Linked DNA regions of Mus musculus: region 2 is linked to region 1. Evidence: chromatin contacts called from ENCODE Hi-C or POLR2A ChIA-PET data. All regions are on one chromosome and are shown on one strand. Each heading gives the region's core, a stretch centred on a gene start or an enhancer-like site at or near the end of the contact. The rest is flanking DNA. Distances are from core to core; before and after follow the strand shown.

Evidence for each region. A loop is a pair of places that touch in the nucleus more often than their neighbours do. ChIA-PET counts read pairs that join two places held with the same protein, here RNA polymerase II (POLR2A).
Region 2: POLR2A ChIA-PET joins it to region 1 with 10 read pairs in embryonic stem cell. The contact joins the promoter of Lrrc46 here to the promoter of Prr15l in region 1. A Hi-C loop is called at or near these places in 1 of 37 maps with a recorded cell type or tissue (T-helper 17 cell). POLR2A ChIA-PET finds 5 or more read pairs at or near these places in 3 of 5 experiments (Patski and embryonic stem cell).

Annotation. Positions count from the first base shown.
Region 1 is chr11:96,927,891-96,931,297 of GRCm38, forward strand. Prr15l (proline rich 15-like) reads left to right here and starts at 1,391. Exons shown (of 3, transcript NM_146026.2): 1 at 1,391-1,619.
Region 2 is chr11:97,040,057-97,043,088 of GRCm38, forward strand. It overlaps Lrrc46 (leucine rich repeat containing 46), which reads right to left and starts at 1,313. Exons shown (of 8, transcript NM_027026.2): 1 at 1,027-1,313; 2 at 811-916. The coding sequence starts at 1,048. It overlaps Mrpl10 (mitochondrial ribosomal protein L10), which reads left to right and starts at 1,526. Exons shown (of 5, transcript NM_026154.3): 1 at 1,526-1,596. The coding sequence starts at 1,545.

The DNA.
Region 1 (3,407 bases), core at 141-2,640:
CCGAGGGCTATTTGGGATAAGAGGACTAAGATCCAAGGCAAGAAGAAGAGGAGGGGGAGGAAGAGGAAGAAGAGGAGGCGGAAGCTGCTAGACCTAACTGAAGCAAGGCTGGAGATGGAGAAGACTTGAGGGTTGGCTAGTTAGAGTCAAAACATACCCTGGGGAGGGAGCCAGGGAAATGGGACCATCTATGCCTCTTTGTTTTTTTTTTAGCCCCAGTGCCTTGCTCTGTACTGGGCACACATACCCAGTTCAGAGAGGAAGGAAGGCATCTGTGAGTATATTGGGTACAAGAAGCTGTGAGAACCCTGGATATGCAGCAGCTGTGTCTCACTCTGGAGGGATACCCATCTGAAGGTCAAGAGAAGGCCTCAGGGCCGCCACCCAACAACACTCCCCAGGGCCAGCTGCCAGACTGAGGTGCGTTTGTGGAAGGTGACTGTGTACATACATGTTCTACCTTTCTGTTTGCTATACCTATCACCTCCTCCTCCTCCTCCTCCTTTCTTTCCTCCACCTTCCCTCCTCCTCCTCTCCTCCTCCCCCTCTTCTCTTCCTCCTCCTCTTCTTCCTCTTCCCTCTCTACCTTTCTCTTTAGGAGTCTGAGAAACCCCTGCCCACAGGAAATTCTTTGTGTACTTTCAGCATTTTGAGACAGATTCTCTATGTGGCTCAGGCTGGCTTTGAACTCATGATTTTCCTGATTTAGCTTCCTGGGTCCTGGGGTTACACGGCACCTGGCTCTGCCCTATTATTTTAAGTCCCCTCCCCGTAACCACCTCTGAGCAGGAAGACGCTATGCAAGGGGTCTAAAGAACCTTGCCCACATGCCCTTTTCCTCTACTGAGATCTTGGGGGTGGGGGGTGGAGGTGGAGGGGCTTCTAGTCAGGAGGGAATCCCAGTCAGTCTCCTTGCCTGCAGAGGAACTCTGGGTGGAGGAGAGCAGGCAGCCTGGGAACCGGTCTGCTAACCAGTTCAACCAGAGACTGGTTTCAACCCCCGGGAGTTCAAAGGGAGCTGGGATGCCCAGCCCGCTATGGTCCTTAACCCTTTCTCTTGTGTGCCCTGGCAAGATTCAGGTGGTGGCCCATGTCGAGGAGGGGTCTGAGCCTCTTTGGAAGAGAAAATGGGTGGGAGATGCTTTGGCGATGGTTCCAGAGTGCAACCAGACACTGAAGAGCTGGAAAACTGAGGAGAGAGGCTCCTGTGCGCCCCAATCCCAGACGTCCCTCGGGATCCCGTCCTCCAGCTTGGTGATCCCAGGAGGACCCTGGCTCCTGGGTGGATGCAGGGGCACTGGGATTGGATTTCTGGGGTGATGAATATTCATCAGCCTGAGCCAGCCTCTGCTTCTGTTTACTTAGCTGGGAGGGGCCGGGTTTCAGGTTCACCTTGACTCCTGGAGCTGCAGCTCACGCAGCAGGCAGGTACCTGCTTCTGCACCTGTCTCTTACACCTGCCCTGCAGCTGCTCCTACCCACCTCTCCAGGCTGAGTCTGGCCAGCGCGACACCCTGGAGACACCCTCTCCTCCTCCAGTCTCACCTGCCTGGGCAGCTCCTACTGTCAACTCCTCTAGGGAAAGTCGCGCCTCCAGCCCAGAGCAGTCCGGATTACAGGTACAGGCAGCAGGGACTGGTGGGTGGGGAAACCTAGATGTAGATCCTGGCCAGAGTTTCCCCAGCTCATGGCTCCATGGTGGACAAGCTCAGCAGGACTCTTACTTCGTCCAGTCTCACCTCACTAGTCTCTTGGAGAAGGTCCAGGCCTCCAAAAGAATTCCTGCTGAGAAAGTTTCAATATATAAACTCTTAACTCCGCTCAAGACAGTCCCCTCTGGCCCACAACCTAGAACATGTATGTCTGGCTATCTGGCAGAAATATCTCCCACTTCCTGTCCAGTCTCATTCAGGGTGGTCGAGGGCCACTAGGGGGGCCCTGTAGAGGGAGGGGAGCGGGTTCTACAATACTCCCTTCCTCTCTCCCCTGCACCTCCACCCCTGCCTCAGTCAATGGTTAACTTGTCCAGCTCAGAGGGAGCTTGGCCCATTCTGGGCAAAGCCCATCAGCAAGTGCTCTAGTGGGGGTGAAGGGACCTGTCTCGGCTGCTTATGTGCATGCCATGGTGCTAGCCTCCCAAGGCAGGAGGTGGCCCACTGTCTCATAAAGGCCTTTCATGGGCCCTGAAGCTATGCAAACCACAGAGGTGGAACTGATATCCTTGGGGCTTGATTGCCCTTATCCCATGATTGCAGCCTAGGGTAAGGGCCCAGCCCTGGCATCTCGGGGCCGTGTATTAGCAGACAGCAGCTCTCACCACACGCAAGATCTGCGTTTCCACCCCCAAGTCCCCACCCCCACCCCACCCCGACCCCGGCTTTCCACAATCACTCATAGGCATGTGACTAGAAACATTTTACTCTTTACCACTCTGGAGATCTGTGACGCTTGTACACCATGACAATTTTTGGTTGGTTGGTTTGTTGGTTAGTTTGGTTTGGTACGATTTTAAGACAGGGTCTCACTCTGAAGGCCAGGCTGAACTAGAAACTTATTAGGTAAATAGGTTGACTTTGAACTCACTGATCTCTTGCCTAAGTGCTGAGGTTACAAATGTATACTACCAGACCTGTCTCATACATGACACCTGTTCTTGTTTTTAGGCTCTCTCTCTCTCTCTCTCTCTCGTTTTTTTTTTCAAGGCAGTTTCTCTGTGTAGCCCTGGCTGTCCTGGAACTCTCTCTGTAGACCAGGCTGGCCTCAAACTCAGAGCTCCACCAGCCTCTGCCTCACTCCTGAGTGCTGGGATGGATGGCGAGCACCTCTTGCCCTGGCAGACAATTTCCTTCCGTGGTCCTGACTGTTCTGGAGTTCTGTATGTAGAGCGTGCTGACTAAACTCACAGAGATCCTGCTGCCCCTGCCTCCTGAGAGCTAGCATGCAAGGAGGGCAACACCAGCCCGAGCAGATTTTATACTGTCTTCTGTGTGGACTAAAGACTCTGGAAGCTGAGTTATTATGAAAAACAAAGAATAGTCCATCAATTTGTGTGTTTTTTTAAATTCAGATTTAGGCTGGCCTCAAGGGACAAACACTTGTTCAGGTGTTTAGGTGGTCCTGGACAAGGAGGACAGAAGGCCAGCAAAAAGCATCCTCAAGAGTTCAGGGTATTGTCTGGGTGGTGGTGGCACATGCTTTTAATCCCAGCACTAGGGAGGCAGAGGCAGGTGGATCTCTGTGAGTTAGAGGCCAGCCTGCTCTAAAATCGAGTTCCAGGACAGCCTGGGCTGTTATACAGAGAAACCTGTCTCAGAGAGAGAGGAGAGAGAAGAGAGAGAGAGAGAGAGAGAGAGGGAGGGAGGGAGGGAGGGAGGGGAGGGGAGAGGAGGGGAGGGGAGGGGAGGGGA
Region 2 (3,032 bases), core at 63-2,562, 110 kb after region 1:
AATGTTAAAAAAAAAAAAAGAAGCCGGGCATGGTGGTGCATGCCTTTAATCCCAGCACTCGGGAGGCAGAGGCAGGCGGATTTCTGAGTTCGAGGCCAGCCTGGTCTACAAAGTGAGTTCCAGGACAGCCAGGGATACACAGAGAAACCCTGTCTCGGAAAAAAAACAAAAACAAAAAACAACCAAAGAAAAAAAAAAGAAAGAAAAGAAAGAAAAGAAAAAAAGAACATGGTATGAGGAATTGCACACTTGCAGAATGTAGCTGTAAATAAGGTTGGTTAATGCTATTTGGATTTTACTCTGGCTGTAGTAGGTTGTTGAGGAAGTTTCTACCAGGGAGTAATTAGATTTATCATTTATAACAATCAATGGTGTAACAGCAGTATGGGAAGGCCAGACTGGGAACTGGGCGGAGAATTTTGAAGTTTGCTAAGAGGTGAGGTAGTGACCTCCAAGGCAGCTGAGGATGTATGAAAAAAATCGTCTTCAAGAAGTAAAAACCGCTGGGTGGTGGTGGCGCACGCCTTTAATCCCAGCACTTGTGAGGCATTGGCAGGTGGATTACTGATTTCCAGGACAGCCTGGTCTACAGAGTGAGTTCCAGGACAGCCAGGGCTACACAGAGAAACCCTGTCCCGAAAAAAACAAAACAAAACAAAACAAAAAAAAAAGTAAAAAAACCAACCGGAAAGTAATACTGATTAGTAAGTGGAGTAAGTAAGGAGAGAAAGTTTCAAAGTCAGTACAGCTCAGCAACCTGGACGTCACTGTTCCCGCCTTCTATCACCCCTTTCTCTCCTGTCCACTCACATCTTTTCTGACAGGTCTTCATCTCCAGGGAAGGTCAGGTTCCGCTTGGTGATAAGGGCTTCAGTAATGTGGACACCTTCCTCGGTTCTCTGGGCAGCTTTCTTAGCTGGGGAAAGATGAGCCTTTTGTCGCCTTGGGTTCATTTTTTTTTTTTTTTTTTTTTTTTTTTGGAAACCCGACCGACCTCACTGTTGCCCAACTGTTCTGTCAACTCACCTTCCTGCTCGTCTCCTGGCATGATCTAAAATAAACAGCGGCTGCTTGAGGCAGGTAGATGGACGAAGGCGAGCAGAGAAGCTTAGACGGTTGGGCTGGTTGAACCCAGGTTGGAGGGAAGACTGAGGAGACAAGGGCAGGGGGTTCTGAGAATTATTGGGGGTGCGGTGGAAAATAGGAGTAAATGGGAACGAAGGATCTGGAGTTAGAGGTGTGTAGCGTGGCTTTACTGGCCTTAAACTGAAAGGACCAGAAGGAATAGAAAGAACCGTTCCTTGAGGTCTCGCGTCGTTGCTAGGAGACTGGACGCCAGGTCTGACGGAACGGGGGGAGGGGGGGAAGAGGAGAAAGAGGCCCAGCTCCACGCATGCGCATAGCGGCCCTATCAGGCGCCACGCCCACTATTTCCGGGCCCGGGTTTTTGTTTTTTTTTTTTTTTTTTTTTTTTTTTTACTGCTGCCCCACAATCCTTAGCTACTTCCGTCTCCGCGCAGCGCGCATGGGAACTTCCTGTAGCGATGGCTGCGGCGGTGGCCGGGATCCTCCGTGGAGGTCTCCCGCCCCGGGCGGGTAAGGAGTGGCCCAGGGCCTCCCTGCACGCAGGATGGCGCTCTCTAGCCCTCGCCACCCTCCTTTCCTTCTGACCTTTCCCGTAATCTCTGACCGTCGACAGCTCTAGGAGACCCTGCCACTAGCCGGATCTCTGATTTGACTGGGTCATTACCTGCCGGTGACATCCCTTCCACAGCCCCTCCCCCCAAGCCGGGAATCACAGGACCTCGCTTTGGATTTTTCTAACCCTTCGCTCAGTTCTTACTCCTGGTCCCGGAGAGTCCTTTCCAGAAAATTTATGTATTCCTTCTTAAGGTCTTAGCCCAAACACAGATTCAAGTCTTCTCTCAACTACCCTCTCTCCATAAAGAGCAGGTTCTTTGGTGAAATTTACTTTTATCAATTCAGTCTAGTTTTGTTTATGCACGTGTCTCGTCTGATCTGTTAAACTTCACTGTGTCCATCTCAGCTGTGGTGTCTGCTGTTAATAGGCATCAGGCATTTAATGGGTAAATTTGACACCATACTGTAGGATTGTACTCATTGCTTCAAAGCAAAGGCACCTTGGGAGGAAGGCATTATTTTTATTTTTTAAAGAAGTATTTACTTTCTGTAAGTGAGTACACTGTTGCTGTCTTCAGACACATCAGAAGAGGGCATCAAATCTCATTACAGATGGTTGTGAGCCACCATGCGGTTGCTGGGAATTGAACTCGGGACCTCTGGAAGAGCAGTCAGTGCTCTTAACCGCTGAGCCATCTCTCCAGCCCCATCTCATCCCAAAGGCACTCGTAACAGCTCTTGTGGCCCTTAACCATAAAACCTCTCACCCTGGCAATCCTCTATATTACCTGGAGTCTTCTAGCTGATCTTTTCCCTACAAAACGACGCTATTGGTCTTTATGTTAGGGTTGAAAGAGTCACGTTGGCTCAGAGCTTTGAAGAATGTCCTTGGGTGCAGAGGGGACCTTCCAAGCTTTTCCTATTATCATCATTTTGTGCTATTGGGCACAAAAAGGTCAGAAGGCAGCTTGCGTGCCTCTTTTTCTTTTCTCCATCATAGGGGGATTCCAAGGGTTGTGTTTAGGTTGTCAGAGTTGGTGGGAAGTGCATTTATTGCACTGGATTAGTCGTCTCGCAGGCCTTAGTTTTGCAGTTTGAGTCAGGGTCTCATTAGTGAGGCTGATCTTGAACTCGGATTTCAGGTATTCACCATCTGACCTGAAGAAAGACTCCTTTGGGCGAATTGTGAGGTTGTTGTGTTTTTACCCCCTACTTGCTTCAAGTCATAGGAGCCTCAGAGCCGTGGGATGAAGCCATCATTAGCACGGGAAGAGTTTATTAAAATACAACTTTTTGGACCCCACCACCGAGTTTCAAATTTTATAGGTTTAGGGCAGGCAGGAAAGTATGTGCACTCCCACACAAAGCAGATGTTGGTGTCTTGATGGAGG